Linked DNA regions of Homo sapiens: region 1 is linked to region 2. Evidence: chromatin contacts called from ENCODE Hi-C data. All regions are on one chromosome and are shown on one strand. Each heading gives the region's core, a stretch centred on a gene start or an enhancer-like site at or near the end of the contact. The rest is flanking DNA. Distances are from core to core; before and after follow the strand shown. Region 1 holds the start of MX1 (MX dynamin like GTPase 1). Region 2 holds the start of UMODL1 (uromodulin like 1).

Region 1 (2,700 bases), core at 79-2,578, 650 kb after region 2:
TACACTTTCCCAACATAATCCAGTCTAGTTTTTTCTTTTTTTATAAGCTTTTAAGTTCTGGGGTACATGTGCAGAACGTGCAGGTTTGTTACATAGGTATACATGTGCCAATTCAGTCTAGTTTTAAAACTAACTCTTGCAGGACTGACATTCACCTTTTCTTCTGAAAGCGTTTTTCCCCCCAAACCCTGCTGGTATTTAAATTTGTTATGAATAAAAGAGAGAACATCTTGCCCTTTAGACCAAATGCACTGCTACCTACCAAAGCCCCTGAGCTGGGTGAGCAGGTGGGCGGCAAGGGCGCGAGGGAGGCGTGTCCACCGTGACACTGGGATTCCTGGCCGGCAACTGCGGTCCAAGGCTGAAAGATGACACAGCCATTTTAGGAGCCCTTTGGGACTGACACCGGTGGTGGAGGTAGAGGCGCGGTTAGCATCACTGGACTCTACTTCCCAGTAACAAACGTGATTTAAAATTTAACCAAATAACTTGGGCCATCCCAATTGCCCAGCTCGGCAGCACCTGCTGTGAGTGTTGGTGGGATGGGAGCGCAGGTCTCAGCTGTGCCCGGGCTCCTTCTGCCACCCCCGGGACTGTCCTGCCTCCCTTCGTCCACCGCACCCACTCCACGATCCCGGCCAACTACGATGGACCCCGAGGGTGCGTCAGCCCCACGCGCCGGGGAGGCCCCAGGCATGGCATCCACTGGGGCGGTGGGGGGGAACAGCGGGCAGGGGTCTTCCCGCGCATGCCCCATCTCGGCCCAGCTCGGAACCCCCTTTATTCAGCAGGATCGGCGAGAACTCCTTGAACCTTCCCTCCCCAGCGACCTCCGCAGTCTGACTTGGGTTTGCTTTCGCGCGTTCCCAGGAAATAGAAGTCGACGGAAAGCAGTGGTCGGCGTTCGGGTGGGCTCGTGGCCCGCGCAGCCGTGGATCTGAAACTTTCCCGGCGCCCTTCCCCGCTTACTAGAGTCCCTCGGAGACCTCCCCCGAGCCCCGTCCCCCACCCCTTCCCAACCTCTCCTGCAGGAAGGCCGCGGGTTAGGGGGATGTTTCTGATGCGTCATCAGGAGCCTGGGCAGCCTGGTGGGAACCAGAATCAGGCGTGCTCCGAGCCCGCCCATCAGCGCCCTTGCTATGATTATGATTATTATTATTGTTAGTTACTAGCAGCCGAGAAGGTGCCCCCGTCGTGCCCGTGCTCCGGAGCGCTAGTCTCCGCCACGAACGCCGCTCTCCCAATGCCCTTCTCCGCGCTCCTAGCGCGGTTACTGGGCGCTGCCCCCAGAAGCGACACTCACCGGTCCCTGCGCAGTGCTGGAGTGCGGCCTCCGCTCTCGCTTCGCCTCTTTCACCCCGCGCCCAGCCCCGCCCCGCGCCGCGAAGAAATGAAACTCACAGACCCTGTGCTGAGGGCGGCTCCGGGCGCAGAAACGAAACCTAGCTCCTGGCCCCGCACCTGCAGCACTTGCCTCGCGGGAACTCGCGGGAGACGCAGGTTCTCGGGCCCGAACCCAGGCCTGCTGAATCAGATGCTCGTTTCATCAGGCCCGTCTGAGGATCAAGGTGCTCCGGAGGCTCCCTAATGGCCCGGAGTCATCCAAGCCTGCACGTATCCTTGAACCTAGGCATGTCCTTCCCCCCGTCGGTTTTGAAAACAGATGCATTGGTAATTGGGGGTCTTCAGTTCCCTCCCAGGGCTCACTGGGATGATCCCAGCACCAGCAGGGACTCCCAGGCATTGTGTGCCAATGGCTGCAGAGCCCCTCTTGTCCCGAACTCCGTCCAGCACTCCCACCCCTAACCAGGCACACCCATACCATCTTCCTCCTTTCCCGTTTCCCCTTGCCCACTTCTAGGCCTCCCTGGAGTCTGGCTCATCTGGCCTCTCCAGGGTGGAAACGGGTGTGTGGAAGGAAAATAAAATAAAATAAATAAAATAGTAATAATAAAGCTTAAAATAATAAACATAACATAGGTAATAGTTGTCAGGCCAGGCCATCGCATCCCAGGCCAGGCCATCGCATCCCCTGTGACTTGCAGGTATACATCCAGATGGCCTAAAGTAACTGAAGATCCACAAAAGAAGTAAAAACAGCCTTAACTGATGACATTCCACCATTGTGATTTGTTCCTGCCCCACCCTAACTGATCAATGTACTTTGTAATCTTCCCCACCCTTAAGAAGGTTATTTGTAATTCTCCCCACCCTTGAGAATGTACTTTGTGAGATTCACCCCTGCCCACCAGAGAACAACCCCCTTTGACTGTAATTTTCCATTACCTTCCCAAATCCTATAAAACGGCCCCACCCCTATCTCCCTTCGCTGACTCTCTTTTCGGACTCAGCCCGCCTGCACCCAGGTGAAATACACAGCCATGTTGCTCACACAAAGCCTGTTTGGTGGTCTCTTCACATGGACGCACATGAAAACAGTTAACATTTAGTATAAGCTATTTAGAAGTAACACATAGGCTAAAATTTTAAGCAGCCCCTCCCAGCATTGTAACAAGTTGCAGATGCAAGCTTATCTCAAAAGCTTATCACCTGCCTCGGGACCCCAGCCTCCAACCCTAGTCCAGCTTGGAGGATGACTAGTCAATATAACTGAATTGCCAGTTTCCTCAGAATTGTCACGGGTTAAGTAATTTACTGTCTTTGTCTGAAACCTGTATCCTACCTTGTTTTTCCCATCTC
Region 2 (2,700 bases), core at 189-2,688:
ACACCCAGGCTCACAAACCCCTGTTGCATGATTGCGCCCATGTCATGCCCTCCCAGTGCCCCTCTCTTGTCATCTGTGAAATAACAGCCATGTCCTGTGGCTGCAAAAGGCTGAAGTGGGGTCATGCCTGTGAAGGCAGTGCTGGCACACAGGGAAAATTCGGGGCGACCACGTGTGGGGTTGCTGAGGTTCTGCCCCGTGTCCTCATATACAATGAGGGGTTCTGGAAACACCTCCTAAGACCTTCTCCAGCTTCCCAGGATACCCACCCATTATGCATCTGAACTGTGGGGTCTACACATTACCTGTTCCAATGGGAAAATCCATTTCACAAATCACAAAGCAAAATCCTGCTTCTGGGTGAAAAACGTTAAAGTAGTACAAAAACATAGTTGATTTTAGAAACAGAATGGATTCCTTTAAATTTGTAACTGAATATGACAGATTTTAAGAGGAAAATGATTTTAAAATTCCGCAGTCCCATTTCCCTGGATTCTGGGGTTTCAGAACTCCCGTGTGTTTTTAAGAAGCTGCCCTGCTCTCCGCATGCCTGGGAAAACTCCGGACAGAGCCCTGGTGCAGCCTCTGGCTCCTGTGGTGACTCTGCCCTGTGAGCTGTGTGGCCTGGGCAAGTCCCTGATCCATTCTGGGTCTCCCTTTCTTTTTTGTTTTTGTATTGTGGCTTTTTTTGTTTGTTTGTTTGTTTGTTTGGGGGCTTTTGCTCTGCCGCCCAGGCTGCAGTGCAGTGGAGCAATCTTAGCTCACTGCAGCCTGGACCTCCCAAGCTCAAGTGATCCTCCCATCCCAGCCTCCTGTGTAGCTGGGACCACAAGTGTGCACCACCATGGCTGGCTAATTTTTTTTTTTTTTTGGTACACATGGGGTCTCATGATGTTGCCCAGGCTAGGTCTCCTTTTTTTTTTAAATCTGTAAGTGAGGACTTGAATGCACCAAGGTTCAGGAGACCTTTCTTCTGCGTCTGTAGGAGCTCACTGTTCTCAGTGGGATCTGAGGACCCACAGCATCTGCATCACCCACAGACATGTAGAGTTCCAGGCCCTGCACCCCAGACCTGCTGGCTAAGAATCTGCATTTTACCCCCACGAACGCCCAGGTGATTCAGCAACAGGTTCCCACTGGGGGAGTCCTCTTCCCAAAACCCTACCCGGCACTCCTGCCCCACCTCCACAGCTGCTACCATGTGCGCTTACCAAAAAGCTTGTCCACAAAAGAACAGATGTCGCCTCTCCAAGCAGAGGCGTCCTTGCCTGCCCAGGTCTCCACAGGGGGCTGTCCTCATGAGACCCATGCCAGGAAGCCCCTGTCCTTAAGAACTGCCCATGCCAAGCCCAGACCCCTCACCTGTGAAGCCGCTGGCCTGGCTTGGGCCCACAGCACTGACCAGAGCCAGCAGTGCCAGCCCCGAGGTCCTGAGCATCGTCCGGCAGTGGTGGCAGTACAGGGCTCTGGGCCTCTACCAAGAAGCCTGGGTCTCTGCTACGCCAGGGCTCATAGGGGCCTGAGCTGCCTGGACCTGGAGAAACGGCCTTTCTGTCCCCTGTGCTGCTGCAGGTGGCAATGACTTCAGAGGAAGCACCGCTGGGAGCAGTCCCTTATGCCTGCTCGTTAACACCCACCATTGCCATGGCCGTTTCCCTGGGGGCTCCTGCGTGTCACAGCCTATTCTGCTCCAAGCAGATGGCATCTTTTAGGAAAGGTGAGTACCCAAAAGCCCAGACCGCATCGCTGGATCCCATCTCGTTGTTACGCAGAAAACACATTTGAGACTCATATCTGAGTCTCTCCATCAACACGGAGTATTCTCTTACCCTATCGTTCTGAACTGGCAGAAGAAAACAGCATCAAATCAAAGTGGAACATCACGTTCAGAAAAGCGTCCTTCACACGGTTCCACAATGCACTTCAAAAGTCACAAAAATGTCCAGGTGCTTTGACCCAGTCCTCTCCTCCCGGAGCTTGGGCTGAGAGCACGAAGCTGTGGTCACAGGGATGTGCATTACCTATTATGACTTAAAGTGGGAAATTACATAATTGGACAGCCACAGGAGAGTGGGAGAGTAATTATTACAGAGCATCTGGATGCAGCATTACACGGGCGTTGAAATGCTCACCATGAAGTTTTAGTAGCACAAACAAATACTTAACAATGTGAAGTCAAAACAGCAACGCATGCAATTTCATCTCCATGAAAGTGACAACTCTGTACAGTTATATAAGCATGGAGAAAACTCCAGAAAGGGCCCTGGGACAGGAAGAAAACATTTTGAGGAGTGATAAGAATACAGGTGATTAATGTTTTATTTCAGTAGTCATCATGGTATATGTGAAGTAGATTTCTAAATCTCATGTTAAGTTCTTTCTAGCTCATGATGTTTTCATACTGCACCGTTGATTGCCTCTCACTTCTTAGTGTTGACTGCTGAAGCCCAATTTTTAACATTGGATGAAGAAGATCTTGTTGATTTTACTGAGGAAACATTCAGATGAATTAACAAAGATTCACGTTGGCTGCATGGTTCGGGAGCATAATTCCCTGGTGTTCTAGATACAAAACGATTCCTCCAGAAGGGACCTTCTCGCCTAACTCCCGCACCAACGTTGCTACCTCTTTTATTCTCTGTAGATTAATCTCTGAGATGATGAACTGCTGCATTTGCTTGGCTAATGACTAAATGTCAG

What was found. A loop is a pair of places that touch in the nucleus more often than their neighbours do. Pooled maps may share reads with other maps.
Region 1: a map of OCI-LY7 shows a loop between it and region 2 (5-fold over the local background). The contact joins the promoter of MX1 here to the promoter of UMODL1 in region 2. A Hi-C loop is called at or near these places in 1 of 168 maps with a recorded cell type or tissue (OCI-LY7), 8 of 37 single-sample maps with no recorded cell type and 8 of 50 pooled maps.

What each region holds. Positions count from the first base shown.
Region 1 is chr21:41,424,867-41,427,566 of GRCh38, reverse strand. MX1 (MX dynamin like GTPase 1) reads right to left here and starts at 1,328. Exons shown (of 17, transcript NM_002462.5): 1 at 1,304-1,328; 2 at 263-361. RefSeq lists an enhancer at 1,222-1,661.
Region 2 is chr21:42,070,055-42,072,754 of GRCh38, reverse strand. UMODL1 (uromodulin like 1) reads right to left here and starts at 1,438. Exons shown (of 23, transcript NM_001004416.3): 1 at 1,363-1,438. The coding sequence starts at 1,438. RefSeq lists an enhancer at 1-251.